Linked DNA regions of Homo sapiens: region 1 is linked to region 2. The links are chromatin loops, found by intact Hi-C in ENCODE. Cell type or tissue: Caco-2. All regions are shown on one strand. Each heading gives the region's core, and the rest is flanking DNA. Links, peaks and the distances in the headings are about the cores only. Region 1 overlaps EXT2 (exostosin glycosyltransferase 2). Region 2 overlaps EXT2 (exostosin glycosyltransferase 2).

Evidence for each region. Hi-C counts contacts between places; a loop is a spot of excess contacts. Peaks named below come from ENCODE experiments on the same cell type or tissue, not always from the same donor. Only the 100,000 strongest peaks of a DNase experiment are listed, where the experiment ranks them.
Region 1: a loop joins it to region 2, with 5 times the contacts of the local background. A loop is called at or near these places in 11 of 110 quality-filtered maps.

What each region holds. Positions count from the first base shown.
Region 1 is chr11:44,239,029-44,247,705 of GRCh38, reverse strand. It overlaps EXT2 (exostosin glycosyltransferase 2), which reads right to left. Exons shown (of 14, transcript NM_207122.2): 14 at 1-3,557. The coding sequence ends at 3,419. Among named protein-coding and RNA genes, the nearest start is that of ALX4, 67 kb to the left of the region's middle. In Caco-2, for the core only: no CTCF peak of the experiment used is centred there; DNase peaks (open chromatin) are centred at 3,865 and 4,408.
Region 2 is chr11:44,128,702-44,136,701 of GRCh38, reverse strand. EXT2 (exostosin glycosyltransferase 2) reads right to left here. Exons shown (of 14, transcript NM_207122.2): 7 at 6,564-6,657. Among named protein-coding and RNA genes, the nearest start is that of EXT2, 37 kb to the right of the region's middle. In Caco-2, for the core only: a CTCF peak has its summit at 3,146 (motif pointing left); no DNase peak of the experiment used is centred there.

The DNA of each region.
Region 1 (8,677 bases), core at 678-8,677, 110 kb before region 2:
ACCAGCATGATGGTCACTATTTTCCAAAGGCAGCAGAGAAACCAGCACTTAAAAACCACAAGTTCAAAGCCCAGCTGGAAGTAGATGAGGCTTTGGCAGAGAAACCAGGGTGGTCAGAGCTTTGAACTTGATGACACTGAGTAAAGGATACAGTGGCTGAGCGTGGGGACTCACGCCCGTAATCCCAGCACTTTGGGAGGTCAAGGCGTGCAGATCACCTGAGGTCAGGAGTTCGAGACCAGCCTGGCTAACGTGGTGAAACCCTGCCTCTACTAAAATTACAAACAAATTAGCCAGGCGTGGTGGCAAGCGCCTGTAATCCCAGCTACTCAGGAGGCTGAGGCAGGAGAATCACTTGAACCTGGGAGGCGGAGGATGTAGTGAGCCGAGACCATGCTATTGTTGCACTCCAGCCTGGGTGACAAGAGCAAGACTCTGTCTCAAAAAAAAAAAAAAAAAAAAGGATACAGCAGAGCATCACTGGCAGGAAAGAACACAAGATTCTGACAACTAAAGTTGCTGTTTTTCTCTTTAATTCTCCCAGAAAAGGAGGTTTATACCTAAATGTGTGAGGGTTGGTAAAATACATGAGATAAACATTTTAACAACTATGTAATGTTAATCAGCAAAATAAAAAAGTATTTCCAGCCCTGGCATTCCAAGCAGGCCCATCCCAGTTAGGCCCCTGGGGGCAAAGCCAGTGGCTCAGTGTGCACTTGGGCCAGGGCCAGTTCAAGTTCGTCTTCTCTATAGGCCAGTAAGATGTGTTTCTTTAAAAAGATTTCTTAATCTAAAACCAGCTGTTGTCTGCTGTAGGCCAGAACACGACATTTTAATTAGCATGATTGTTCTGCTTCTGAAACCAGGCTCTATGGCATCCCGAGGACAGATGATCCTGACCTAAGCTTATGGGTGAGGTTTGCTGGTTAGCAGCTCAGAAATACACGAACAATAAAGTGGAGTCCCTAGCCCACTCTGAATCCATGAATCGCCATCACCTGCTATATCCCTGTCTTGAATTTCTACGGTGACTGTACCACCTATCTGTTCATAGGGTAACATCACCTTTGAGGTTGTTTCAAGTGCCTAGGATATAATGCTCCTTCTTTAACATAAATTGTTTTATGCTGTGTTGCAAGATCTAACACCCAATATTCCTGGGAGTAATGAGGTACTTTAAATGGAGTTGTAATGCCTTTAAAGTCCAATGACTCCTATGACGATGATAAAGTCACACAGCTCTCTAGGGCTCACAATGAACTCAGATGAAAGAGTTCCTCTTCCCAAATCAAAGGACTCTCAAGATTTTAAAAAATAAAAATTTAAAAATGTACCCTTTGGGAGAGAAGCTGCATTAGAAACCAGCCACTAAGGTAGTGCATTCGATGATGAGCAAAAGGGCAGAAATTTGAAGAAACCAGGGCAATATGACACATACACAATGCCAGCACAGTCCATAGCTTTCAGCAGAGATTTCAATGTAAGACCCTCCCCTATACCTGCCCCACATCTTGGAAAACAAACTAGAAAACCCCTAGAAAGATTAGAGGTCCTCACTGTGCTTGTCAGCCTCTGGTACCTGGGTGACAACAGAAATATTTTTCCTGGCTTTCTACCATATCGTCCCCAATATTATGAATACATGAGACCAAAATGCTTTCCCATGTCTCCTACTGACCAGTACACATTACCCAAATCAAAAGTATTTGGTAAGCACCTGTGTTTGCTGCTGTCAGAAACTGAAAAAAATCACTTCAGTTTCTGCATTTGCAAAATGAACATCTGCAGCTTCAGTTTCTGCATTTGCAAAATGAACAAACTGGATGAGATGATCGCTTGCCCCCTTTGGCAATAATAGTCCATGATTCGATCACTTATTCAAATGAAAGAAGACAAAACTCTTATGATTTCCACTTCCAACTTTGCTACTTCTGAAACTTTCTTTGACCTCTCAAAGTCTGGGGAACACATCTGAAGTGACTCTTGATGAAACTACAGCATAATAACTGCCCACCTTCATGTCACTCAACAGAACAATGGATGGTGTATGACTGACGCTGACTGGCAAAACAACTAGGTTTCTGTAATTATATCCATATTCTAAGCAAATTGTTATGTATTTTGTGTTTTGGGGACATATGTTGTGGCTAAAGCCCAAACTGTGGCTAATCTTAATATCAGAGCCAGATAAATCTGTTTCGAATCCATAACATTTAACATTCGCCAGGGTAGATTTGTTCATCAACTGGGCTTAAAGAGGTATAATTCACACATGTGCAGTATTAGTAAATGCTGAAATTTAATGATTTAAATATACCAGCAACTGTTGCAAAGCAGTTGTATAGCAGCATTTAACGTTAGCCAGAACCTCCCTGGCTAATGTTAAGTTTATACCAAAAGAATGAGAGAAATTTTGGCATCCCCTTGGGATGGGGGTCACAATTCCCACAACTTTTACGGGTACCAGCTAGAGCGACTCCTTGCATGGCTAGTACAGACCCTCTGTTTTTCTCTGACAATACCTTTAAAACATTGACTGGATCTAATCAGGAAGCAAACAGATTCCTCTGGAGGTTTCTGAGTCATCTGTTCTTAAAATGGTTATGATTTGGGACCTTCTTACGCTTGATGCAGAGGGTATCAGACATTCCTCCTGGCGTGTGTTCCCAGACATGGGCAGAAGACTGTTGTCAGGCCAAAGACGGAGTTAAATATATCAAGGGAGAAAGGTGGTTCCTTGGACTATCAGGAATTGGTGTTTAAGACACAGTAGAAAAAGGAATAAAAAATAATTTTAATCATATCAAAAAGCCAAACCAAAGAGGAATAGCTCATGGAACTGACAGGATCCTGACTCAGCGGCTGGTGCTCTTCCTGTGCACAAGCCCAGCACTCCAGGTCCCAAGGCATTTATCAAATCCCACCAAGATGTTTGGCTTTTGCACCGAATTCTGGGTTTGGTTCCCTGAAAGAACTCATTGATGTAAATAACTAAAAGTGAGGTCTGGGTACCCTTTACATGATTCCCCAGACCTCAAATGGGCTAACACGCTTCTCTTCTCCAGCAGTCTTCCTGTCCGTGAAGTTTCCTTCCAGATTGTTACATGGAACTGAAAACAAAGGGAGCCTCAGCTGGATTTAAATCTGGAGCATGCCACAAAGTCTTCCACTTGGCATTTTCGAGAAGAACCCATCAGAGATCATAAGAAATACAAGAACAGAGGTTGCATAGCTCGAGGTGCTTGGATATTCATTCTAGGTTCTTGTTCTTGAGAAAGTGGGTTAGGTGGGTGCATGCCAAGATCCAAGTAGGTCAACCTTCCACCCTTAACCTACTACTCTGACATCAGAGTGCTGGGAGGCCTTGTTCTCTCCCTCTGTCCCAGCCTCACATTCAGACCTCCACCAATGACACGTTTCATAAGCTGCCAATGTTGGGGAAGCTCTTCAGCTTCTCAGGAAAGTCATCTTTGTACAGGACAGGGTCAGCTCGGTGTTCCACCACCTTGAGAGGCATGGTCCCGAAGACTGAAGCAAACTTGTTGATGCACTCTGACCTGTGGGATTTGGAGAGGAGGTGGGGAGGAGGGGTTTGAGCAGAATGAGAAGGATGGGGGCAGGGAGAAAAGATAGTATGTTCAAGAGGTTGAGAGATAACAGCAAAATACATAATGTTCAACATCAACAAAAAAAGCTCAAGTAGCCACAGTCTGCTCCCAGGTTCTTAAAAAGGTTGACAGGTGTGGAAAAAAGCGGTGAACTGGGGGTACTTGGACTATTAGTTCAGTGGGAGAACGTGAACAGGAGATGCTGCTTGGAGGCCACGGGCCTGCAAAGGTCAGAGTATCTTTTCCCCTCCCCCTCAAATTCCAGTCATTCCTCCAGCTCAGTGTGAGAGGGCCTCAAACCAAGGTGGATTAGCTGCCAACAATTCTTAACCCCATCTCTGCCAGCTAAGAGAAGGCAAAGGATGGAAAGAAAAAAAACTACTTGGATCTGAGCTTCAGTTTACTGAAGTTTAAAAGGCAGAGGAGAGATCTTGCTCACAAAATGATGAAAGGCAAAAAAAAAAAAAAAAAAAAAAAAAGGTGACAGGGCCAAATTTCAAACAATAAACACTTCATTCATTCAACCAACATTGACAGAGGGCCTGTAAGTGGCAATTTCTGGGAATTATGTCAATCTGCACAATCTTCTGTGAAAGCTGAAGTTCACATAGGACAGCCTTCATAATTTTCATCATTTTTGTCACTCCCATGTCAGAACTTTTAGCAACAACTACTTCAGTGCCAGTGCAGCACAGCACCGCCAGAGGAGGGGAGAGGCTGTCTCCCTATCTCCACCTCACCCCCAAAGTCAGCCTTCTCAGAGGTGAGCAGGTCAGGCATGTGTTCGGGAATGGCTCTGGTCAATCAGGCCAACTGAGTGTGACAGCTGGGTAATGAGGACGCTTCAGCATTAGGCCAGAGGGAAAACGCCTGGAAAAGCTGCTTTTGAAGTCAAGGGGACCTCAAGGATGGATTTCAGAAAGGTCAACACTCTTGCCTCAGTCGGGCCCAGGACATCTGAGAGCACTACAAAAAGAACAAACTTCTCTCTTGGTCATTATGTTTCTAAAAAAATTTGTTATTATTTCATTTTGAGCTTTTAACTCATAACATCATCATGTCCACCAACACCACAAAGCAACAACTACCATTTACTGTATGTTCCAAGCTGTGTTAAAATTGCTTTCTATGCATTAATAATGCATTTAATCCTCACAACAACCCTATGGGGTAGGACTATCATTCCCATTTTATAATGGGAAGACTGAGATACAGAGAGGATAAATAACATGTTCAAAGGTCAAATAACTAGAAAAAGCTAGAGCCAAAGCAGGCATTCTGGCTTCTGAGGCAAAAGTCTTAATTAGATGATACAAATGTACTTATTAACACAATTCTAGGGTCCAATGAAGGGGACTGGAAATTAACAACTGCTGAGCACCTATTATGTGACAGATAATTTACATACATATCTCATGGATTGCTTAAAGTAATCCTCCCCCATACTCATCACCCCCCTTGCCCAACTATTGGGTGTATAGTAGCCTCATGTTATGGGTTAAGAAATTAAGGTTCAGAGAGGTTAAGTAACTTGCCCAAGGACCCAGGGGTAGAATGTGGTGGAACTGGGTTTTAAACTCAGGTTTGAGCTGGCAATAGAGCCTGCTCTTTGGATCACACTCTACCATTACATGCCAGTGACTGAGTGTCCCTCCTGCTGGAAGTCTTTTGAGACTCAGGAGGTGGTGTTCCTAGTTCCAAATTGAAGGGAGACTGGGAAAAGATGGATGAACTTTAACAAAGTGAGGTGGACCAAGCGTGGGACAACAGCTTCCCTCTCTTCAAATTATGGGGTCAAAGCATGGCAGATAAAATCAAATCTCTCCAAGGTTTTACTTTTGACTGTTGTTCCGCCTGTAAATATGTCCAGATTCTTCTCATTTCTAGTTATGCATACAGACTCTGGCCGGCAAAGCCCAGCTGTTCCCAGCATAGGTACTAGCAAGTACGTATTAAAGAAGAATCCTGGTTCTTGGCAGAGGATAGCGGTTCCAAGGCCCTGTAGAGAGTATTGAGGACAATGTCTCCTCTGTAACTAGATCCGCCAACAGGAATGGGTCATAGGCAAGAAGCCACTGGGGCTCAGGCCAGCTTGATTTGTTGACAGCTGCCCCTGGCTAACCCAAGTCTAGTGAGTACTTCTTTCTCCTTCATACAGGCCCACACTGGAGAAGCGGCAGGCCTCCACTGAATGGTCAAGGTCCTTAACTCTCCTGCCAGGTAATAACAGTGCTTCCTACTTTTTCACACAGGGGGTCTGGGTTGGAGAGCAGGTTAGGGGAGACAGGACTTTGGCTGGTTGCCGGTGGCCCACATGAGCTGTTGTCAGGGGTCCAGCTACCATGTCAGTAACCATTCTCCTGTGTTGGTTTTCCAATCAAGTATAAACACACCAAGAACTGCCAGTGACTCTCTCTGAAGTGATGAAGGTGTCTGGGGAAGAAAGAACTAATGGTTTTCTATTTTCCTTTCAAACACATACCATTACTTAAAGTAACCAGGAGTCTTTAGGACTAACACTGGGGAAACCGGGAAGGAAACTAACATTCCCAGGCCCTGTGCTACAGGCTTTCATGTATCACTACTTCATTTATCACTACACATAACAGCTTGGGTATAAAGATGCTCAATAAATATTTGTTGAACCTATGAATGGACATTGTAATTTGACAGATATTAATATCCCTATGTTAGGAGATGAACAGATTGAAGTTCGGATAAGGTAAAGTCAATTTCCTTAGGTCAGACAGCTAATAAGTGTGGCAAACTCATCATTTGAATAAAGATTAGCCTAATTCAAAATACTATGTTCTTTTTTTTAAGTCAATACTGTCTGCCCGTCATATTGCCCTAACCTTGGTGAAGACACTTGTCAAAATGAACAGCGACACATGCTTCTGACTCTTAAAGAACTAACAGCGGATCCTGGAAATGGAAGCTGGGTAGTAATGGAAGCTACTCTCCTATACAACTGAGATTTCTGATCCCAGACCCCCAAATATAGGAATAAATGAGCTACTGAACCACAAAACCCAACACAAGGTCACACACACTTGTAAAGTGGCTAACTGCTTTCATTGTTTTGCATAAAATGTGTATTCTGCAAAGATTATTATTAAAAATAAAACAGCTGGGCATGGTGGCTCATATTTATAATCCCAGCTACTCAGGTGGCTGAGGCAGGAGGCCTGTCTGAGGCCAGGAGACCAGCCAAAGACAGGGGGAGGGAAGAGGAAGGAAGGATGTATTCTACAGTTGTAACATCATCTCTTTATCTACCCAAGATGGCTTAACTCATGTCTTCTTCCCTCCCTATCTAAATGCCTTATTTAATAATTCAGTGACTCAATTTTTAATATAAATAGTTTTGTTCCCAGTTGCTAATTTATTTCCATATTTGTTTCCTTCTATTCTCTGTTAAATTTCTCAAAAGCATAGTTTACATTCACTAACTCTACTTCCTCACTGTCGACTCATACTCTATAACCCTTTGGCTTCATACTCTATGACATTATTATTATTTTTTTACAGATAGGGATTTTGCTATGTTGCCCAGGCAGGAGTGCAGTGGCTATTCACACAGGTGCAATTGTAGAGTGATACTGCCTTGAACTCCTAAGCTCAAGTGATCCCCTTGCCTCAGCTTCCCAAGTAGCTGAGACTAGAGGTGCCTACCACCACCCCTGGCTATTATTTTTGTAAGGTACCAACAACCATTGAATTCAAAGACCTTCTCCAGCCTGCCTGTTCCTTGTTCCTTCCATGCTTCTGAGCACTGTATATCCTGGTTCTCTCCTGGCTTTTCCAGTGGTTGCCTCTCTGTTTTCAGTTACTCTTTGTGTCTCCTAAATGCCAGAATTTCCCAAGAGTCTGCCTTTGCTTTTCTTTAGTCAACTGCTGTCTCTGGACAGATGACTGCCAAATACAGTTAGCCATCCATATCCAAGGGTTCCATGTTTGTAGATTCAACCAACCTTGGATCAAAGATATCTGGAAAAAAACTGCATCTATACTAAACATGTACAGAGTTTTTTCATGTCATTTTTCCCTAAACAATGCCATGTAACAACTATTTACATAGCATTTATGTTGTATTAGGGATTGTAAGTAATCTAGAGATGATTTAAACTATAAAGAAGGATATGCGAAGGTTATATGCAAATCCTAGGCCATTTTATATAATGGACTTGCGCATGCGTGAAGATTGGTATCCTCCAGAGGTCCTGGGACAAATCCCCTGTGGATACCGAGGGATGACTGGGCTCAACATTTTTTTTTAAAGTTCTTTCTGAAATTCTAGTTCCACATATCTATATCTTGATATACATACATAAAAGTATATACAGAGACTGATTTGAGTAATAATAAAACTCTGGTCTTCCAAAAAAAAAAAAAAAAAAAAAAAAAAGCCAGGCAGGGTGGTTCATGCCTGTAATCCCAGCACTTTGGGAGGCCGAGGTGGGCGGATCCTGAGGTCAGGAGATCAAGACCATCCTGGCCAACATGGTGAAACCCTGTCTCTACAAAAATACAAAAAATTAGCCGGGCACGGTGCCACGTGCCTGTAGTCCCAGCTGCTCGGGAGGTGGAGGCAGGAGAATCACTTGAACCTGGGAGGCGGAGGTTACAGTGAGCCGAGATTGCACCACTGAACTCCAGCCTGGCAAGAGAGTGAGACTATGTCTCAAAAAAAAAAAAAAAAAAGTATATACAGAGGGAAAGACCCCCAAATCACATATCTTATTATTCTCCAACTTCACCCCTGATTAACATCACCTCCTGTCCCCATTAACGACACTGCTGAGGTCCAGCAGTTCACTCTAATCTCTCCCCTAATCAGCATCTCCTCCTAAACCTATTACACTGCTGAAGGTACTACTACCACTCAAAATCTTAAAGGTATGTTTGTCAACTCCTTCTTCATAGCCTCCCCACATCTCTTCAGTTGGAAACCAAGTTCAGGTACATCTCCCTTTGGGAAAAAAAAATCTCTTGTAATTTAATTTGTTCCTTCCTTTCCACATGCAGCTTAGTTAAAGGTTCTAACTAGTCTTTTCTCCAACCTCTTC
Region 2 (8,000 bases), core at 1-8,000:
AGTCCAGTTTATGTATACTTCTTAAAATCCTCAATTTCACAGTGGCGGTGCAGGGTGGATAAGAATGGTAGACATTATAACACTGATACTGGAAATTAGAGTGAAACCTTTTCCACATTCCTCATAATATATTTCCAGGGCTGTGTCCAGTCCTAAATGTCTCAAGCAACCACTTTTTCAAGGAAGACTATTCAATAAGCACTTAGCTTGAATTGTTAGGAAGCTCATCCTGATTTTTACCCTCAATCCAGGCCACACAGCTCTGTGGTTTGAATGAAGTTGTAGGCAGCAGAACAGAGTGTGCTGCTTGTCTGTCCCTCACATGCTGTGTGGTCTTGGGAGGATTACTTTACGTCTCTTTATCCTTAGTTTCTTCACATAAAAAAATTCAGATTACTCTTCTAATGGCCTAGCTTACTACTCTGTTGAGTCTGCTTTGTAAACTGGTGTACACTGGGGGTGGGAAAGGAGGGAGAAATTGACACAGACAGCTATGTAACTGTCATGGACATAACAGACTGGCCAGCAGCACAGGGAACCCTCAGTACATCAGTCTGGGTTGCTAAGGTTTCTAGACATCTGAGGGTTTACACTTTTAAGCAAATAACACTTTTTAAAAATAAAAACAAACATCTTAAACAGAAAACTTTATAAAACATATTACACAAGATCCAATATCTTAAAAACATATATGCTAAACAAAATTAAACTTAGCTTAAAGATTCAGGGGCATCACCATGAATAGTAATTTCTGTATTTCCTCAATTTTAAGATGCCACATTAATAACAGTTTTGTGGGAAGAAACAGAAACTACATTTGATGTTCAAATTGATGATAAGACTTATTTGGATGTCAGAAATTCCAAATACGAAAAATAAAGATGTACTTCTCTGAACTGAGGAATTCTGCCATCTTATAATGATATATCCAGGATAAAGTGAAACCTGAAAAGCTGGCTATCCTTACATTCAATATGCTGAGCATTCTTTTTTATTAAAAATAGCTTTTCCACCCAGTGCAGTGGCTCATGCCTGTAATCCCAGCACTTTGGGAGGCTGAGGAGGGCTGATTGCTTGAGGTCAGGAGTTCGAGACCAGCCTGGGCAACATGGCAAAACCCCATCTCTACTAAAAATACCAAAATTAGCTGGGTGTGGTGGCGTATGCCTATAATCCCAACTTCTTGGGAGGCTGAGGCACGAGAATCACTTGAACCCAGGAGGCAGAGGTTGCAGTGAGCTGAGATCGCACCACTGCACTCCAGCCTGGGTGACACAACGAGCCTCTGTCTCAAAAAAAAAAAAAAAAAAAGTATTTCCATCCTCTTTATTCATACCAGATTAGCAGATAACCCATCTCAGATACCTTCACTGTTAGTAGTCTTTCTTCACTTTAAATGTGTCTCTTCCAAACTACTACGGCTATGGAAACCAAATAATTCAAATGTGTTGAAATTGTATGCAAGTAGGATAAAATAAGAGGCCCCTGATAGGGGCTCTCCTATAAAGTACAGGAACTTCGGTGTATGCACACATTTACTGTTCTGTAGCCTCTTCTACTCTCTTCTTGATCACTACTAGGCCCAACTATAGTCTAGAGGTTTTATTTTCTTAAATAAAATTGTTTTGTCTTTTTCCTAATCAGCCCACTACATCTTCAAGTACTTCTCTGCAGCACCAATATTTGGTTTGCTTAATAGAAAAATATGAAGGCACATTGAGATGGATCAGTGTAATAGACTGAAAAGAAACTGGTATTTTAATGTACCCCAAGTGTTAAAGGCTAGAGAGAAAAGAAGATGCTGAATGTTTCTGCCACCTCAAAGGCTTCTAGTCAATTGAGTACAAAGAAGAGTTCAAAGGCAAGTCAGGCTCCTGACTTCCACCTCCTAGTGTGGCTGAGGTTAGAGGTCACTGCTGGTGGAGCCACTGACCAATAAAAGAATGTTTGGAAATTCTACTCAACAGATAAACTGGGGATCCATTTACACCTTCCTCCCTATCCATACAAACATTTCTAACGATACAGTCTAGTGTCTATCCAGCCTTCTGAGATCCCAGATTGTGTACTTTTTCTTTGTGATTCAGGGGAGACTGGGAATATGAATGTTCCATTTGACTACAGAAAAATATTTAGCTGCATACTTCTGCCTGCCTTCCAACATAAGAAAGATGGCTGATGGAACTCCCATCTCAAGGCCTACCTCAGATTCTACATCTCCAAGAAATTCATCCTGACAGCTTTAGCCCCAACTTTCTCCCTTCCATTTCAGACCCTTAATGACCCATAATGTACCTAGAAATATCGGCATCATCTTCTCAACTTTCTTTATGCTTATACCCATATATCCCCAACACAAGCCCTTTGTGAATGGGGATCAAAGATTTTTTTTATTATCTCCTATAATCTCTCCCCCCACCAAAAAACATTAGGGATTCAATAAATTAACTAGTTAATCATTAGCTCACAGGACAATAAAAGGCCAACTGAGAAGTCAGCTTTATACTGTTACAACTACTGTCTTCTACTGACTTAAGGAACTGTTTTTTAACTTCCCCACAAAAAGCCCTATAAGCCCCCAGTAGTCTGCCCAATGCCACGTGTGGCAGCACTGCTCACTGGTGGCCTTCAGGAATAGATACCAGAGACACAGGTTGTACTTTTTTTCAAAAGTCTTAGTCTAACTATAGCTGTTACTTACATTAGGCTCTAGCCTTGTAGTTAACTTTTTGGCTGCTACTATCACATCTAAGGGAATTTAATTTCCTTTCTTTGTCAGGTAGTATGACTTTCTCCCTTGGTACACACAAATTCCCGTCACAACAAGGACTTTCACCACTTTAGACATCTGTCAGATTGTAGCCTTTCTGATCCTAAACTCTAAGCTGCAAAATGTTGCTCCAATACCTTCCTCACCAAGACCCTACCCCACATTTCTGGGGCCAAATCAGAAACTTTAGCTCTATTGCATCTAGGGAGAGTAAAATCCTGTGCTAAGCAGGATTTTCTTTCTTCTTCTTCATCTGAAAGAAATGGTCTCTAGAGAGCAGCTATCAGGAAGATGTCAGTGTGAAGCACCAGAGTGGCTCATGGCATTTAGGATTTCTTGGAAAGATTTAAATACTCAGAGGGAAAATGAGTTAATTAAAAGTGGATGGAGACCTCTGCTGGCTACAACTGTCCAATGCAGCTCCATTAAGCTAGTCTGGAGTTTCTCAGCAAGCAAATCAGACTCTGTTCCTCACCCTCAGTTCATTCTGATACATCATCTAGGGGCTCCAAGGTATCAACTACTGATACAATAGGCTTTCCCCTAAAAGTGGATGCCTGTCTTGCAAAAAGACCCACCTCTGACCTCCCTAAAGAGAATTCACTAAGGTATAAGAACTTTTCAGAATCAGGTGTTTTACCATTTTTTTAATTACTCCTGCCAAGGTCAGGTTAAATCAATAGAAGGTAAACAGAAAGCAAAATGACAAGAATGTTTTGGAAACAGTATATTTTGTTATAGAACCAAAGAACTCTAATTTTAGAGAGATGAGACATTAACTATCTATAGAGAACAGTGGTTCTCAGTTAAAGCAATTTTGCTTGCCCTCCACCCCCAACCCCAAAGGGGACAATTGGCAAGCAATGTTCTAGAGACATTTTTGGTGATCACAACTGAGGGGAGGGGTGCTATTGGAATCTAGTAGTAGTTGAAGAAACCTAGTCATCCTTTATACCTAACTGGAAATTACTTTAACCAGATAATCTCATATCTAATTGAGATCAGCCCACTCTAGAAATGTGGGGTTAGGAAAAGAAAAGAGGTCATTTTGGGAACATGGATTACTCAGAGAAAGGGGAGTGGGACTAGTGAGTTGCCGCAGTGGAGAGCTTTAGATGGTCCGAAAGCAGCACAGGGAAAGAGGCCGTCAGAAAGCGGAAAAGGGAGTTAGAAAGGGGGCCGGGAAAGTGCCAAGACCACCTTTCTTTTTAAGCTGGCATAGTGGACTGTTCACCACTAGAGGAGGCAAGTGGCCCTTGTGACTAGAGCTGTTCAAGGGGAGAAGAGATGACCACTAAATTATTAATGTTGTCAAGGAGAGTAATGTTCTTGGTAGGGATAAGCATTTCATAGAGTTTTTTAACAGCCACATGGAACATGAGAGATTATTTAGCCAACCCCTTCATTTCATAAATGAGGAAATGGAAGCCTAGGGAGCTTGGGGACTTACCATGGTCATGCAATCAAACGGACAGAGCCAGGGATCAAACCCAAGTCTTTTGACTCAGTGTGTCTCTTTGAACCCAAATAACCCAAAAGTACGCTGTTTTAAATGACCAGCATTCATTCCTTCTCAACTGTTCTATGATTCTGAGCCAACACTGAAAATGACCAAGCTTATCTCAGACCTGTGGTTCCCACACCACCCTCCTATGGGCAACAGTCCTCTGTGAGCTGGCAGTAGACGCCACTCCAAAAACCAAATGATTCTCTTTCACAGCTTCAGGGTGGAGGGGTGGAGAAGAAACTGGATAGAATTTGTGCATTTTAACCTCCCCAGTTTTTTCTTACCCTTTCTAGACTAGATTCTAGTATAAAATAGTCTCTGCTTTAGCCTATAATTCTATATTTAGTTTTACTAATAAATCAAGATTCCATAAAAAGTAACACAAAGTGGGCCAGGTGTGGTGGCTCACGCCTATAATCCCAGCATTTTGGGAAGCCGAGGCGGGCGGATCACTTGGGGTCAAGAGTTCGACCAGCCTGGCCAACATGGTGAAATCCTGTCTCTACTGAAAGTACCAAAATTAGCCGGGCATGGTGGCGCGTGCCTGTAGTCCCAGCTACTCGGGAGGCTAAGGCAGGAGAATCACTAGAACCCTGGCGGCAGAGGTTGCAGTGAGCCAAGATCATGCCACTGCACTCCAGCCTGCACTACAGAGTGAGACCCCTCGGCGGGGAAAGAAAAGGTAACACAAAATGCACAAACATTATGACTCCTCAAGGGGCATTTTCTTCTACACAAGTTTTAGGAACCACAGGTTTAGATAAAAAATCTAGAGATCTCTGGACTGATTTTCTGATTCACTAAAACTTAGATGAAATCAGTGGTTAAATAACAATTGGGAAACCCAGAAACTTAAAACGAACAGGAGGATGCTATAAATAAACTGCAGGGAAGCTAAAACTAACCTGCGATTTGCGTTCAAACCAGAATGCCAAAATATTGCACAGATGAGGTCACTGAGGCCCAGAGAAGGCAGATCCTTACCTAAGGGTACAGAGTTTGTAACCCACAGAGCTGATACCCAAGCCAGGCAATCTGAGGTAAGAACCTACAGACTTAATCTGTGTCGATAAGAAGTTCACTATCATAATAAAGAGGGTGGACTGAACACATCCACTAACCTCACTCTCCTAAAACTCTAAAATGACAATTAAGGGGAATTTTCTAAATTAAGGTATGTATCCCCTAAGAAAAAGAGAATGAAAGACAAGATAACAGCATCAGAATGTGGAAGCTGAAAAGTAAAGGAAGAAGTGGTAACTGATGCTATAGACTCAAGAGAGCTGCCTCCTAAATCAGCTGAGAAAAACCTGAGTCACACTGCAGAGCCCCAAGTCAGGGGAAGAGTGGGGTTCAAGCAGGAGGTCAAAGTGAAACTTTAAGTAACAGTCAGAACCTCAGATCCCCTCCCCACACAGCCAGGCAGATGCGCTGTCCCCATCCAGACAGAAGCCTGTGGCCTGTTCTTGGGACATGGCCAAATGCAGGCTCTCTGCCTGAGGCTGAGGGTGCCGAACTAACAGCAGGGGGTGGCATGGGACACTTACGCACGTACTGCTGAGAATCCGCCAAGCCTCTTTTCCTGCTCTTCTCCCACATCGGTGATTTTGACAAAGATTAAACCTTTTTAAAAGTCCATTAAAAATTTTTGGGATAGTCTTCTTAACTTTTTCACCTTGCTTGATATTTAAACCCAATTAAATGTCCTTCAGGACAAAGAAACGGAAGCAGGACTCAGTGGGACATCAAGTGGAGTATGAGACAGTCAGAGATCAGCCTAGGGAATGGGGTGTCAGAAGGTAGAAGAGAAATTTGGAAAGAGAGGCAGGAAAATGGCAAATGTTCCAGAAGAGAGGGAAGGATTCCCGAATTACAAAGGATGACTGAACTGGGAAGCTGGGCTAGTTTGTGCAGCAATAGTATCATGGTCAATAGCTACACAGAAGTATTGCCCTGAAATGGTCCAGCTTCCATGGCTGTCTTAGTCACTACGACTATCACCTGCTGTGACTACAAACCCTCCAAAGAGCTTCAGCTTTGCATCTGCTATGGTAAGACCCTAAAATTGCAGTAGGCTTACCTCTGCACAGTTCTCTGAGAGTTATTATTTCAAACCTTATTTGATGCAACTCACCTAACATTAATTTCCTATCGTTTCAGTTTGGCTAGTTGATCTAGTGGAGGAAGTAAACCCCACTCAGGCATTCAGCTCCTGTCCCTCTGTATCCAGTCAAGGCCACCATTTCGGTACCACCCATGTCACCTCCCCAAGACTTGGCCTCTTACCTGTCTCTGCATTTCTTCAATCTGTCTTTGGGGGATGCTCTGCAAAATACTGTACACATCTGACATCTTTTCTTCTGGTACAACCACAGATGCTCTGGAGACAACAGCAAAACAGTTTACATACACACAGCCCTTCACAGAAAGCATTTCTACACACAGTCTTGTTTCATTTCACAAGCAGAAACAACATCCCAAACCTCCTTCAGCCCCACATCCCTTCCGGTAAGTATTATCTCTTTCCCCTCCCTTCTTCACTGGCTGAACTTCTCAAAGGAGTTCTCTTACAGCTCCATTTTTTTACCTCCCACTCCCTACTCCATTAATCTTTCACCCTGCCTCCACTCCACTAGTGTGCTCTAGCCACACTGGTATTATTTCAGTCACTTGAACACACCATGCTCTGCCCTACCAGAGGGCCTTTGCATGTGAAATCCCACCCACCTAGTACACTCTTCCTTTATTCCGTTTCTAAGTTAACAAATACTTTTCTCCTTTAGCTATCTATGCAAATCTATTCATTTATCTGGCATATATTTATGGAAGCCCTATTATGTGCTAACCCAACAGTGAATTAATTAGACAAGGAAGGCAAGAGAGTAAGCAGGCCAGAAGAATGCCTGGGAAACAGCATTCCAGGCAAAAAGTCTAACAAGCAAACAGCCCTGAAGAAGCAGTATGGTGGGCAAGTTCCAGGAACAGCAAGGAGGCTATTGTGGCTGGAGCAGAGTAAAGAAGGCAGAGAATAACACCAGGAAAGAAGAAATGGGACAGACAGAGTCACAGCAAAGAGTATAGGACCTTGTAGGCCACTGAAAGACTTGTGCTTTTTTTCTGAGATGGCAAGCCATGAGAGGGTTTTGGGCAAAAGCATGATATAACCTAACCATGTTCCAACAGGATCATTCTATCTAAAGTGTTAGAATAAACTACAGGAAAGCAAGGACAGGAGCAGAGAGAACAACTGGAGAACACTGCAAAAGCCAGGCAAGAGATGCAGATGAGGGAAGACTTGATGATGGGGATGAGAGGGTAGAGCCCACAGGGTTTGCTAACAGATTAGATGTGGTGGGTAAGAGAAAGAGAGGACTCAACAATCACTTTTCCTTCACGACATTTGGCAGAGTTTGTAATTACATTTGTATAAATTAATGATTAAACTCTAAACCTCACTTCTGCCAACTAGGCTAGTCCATTAGGACGGAAAGTGTGCCTGGCTCCACTCACCAGCGTATCCTCAGCACCTGGTATATTACTGCCTTGCACAGTTAGCACTTGATAAACATTTGTTAAGTAAGTAAATGATTTCCACTATACAGATGGGAGAACTGAGACTCAAAAAAGATTAAGTCATTTGCCAAGATCAAAAAGCCAGCCAGTGAGAGAGCTGGTTATCTCAACCTAGGCCTTCTGACTTTAAATCCATAATTAGCACTACCC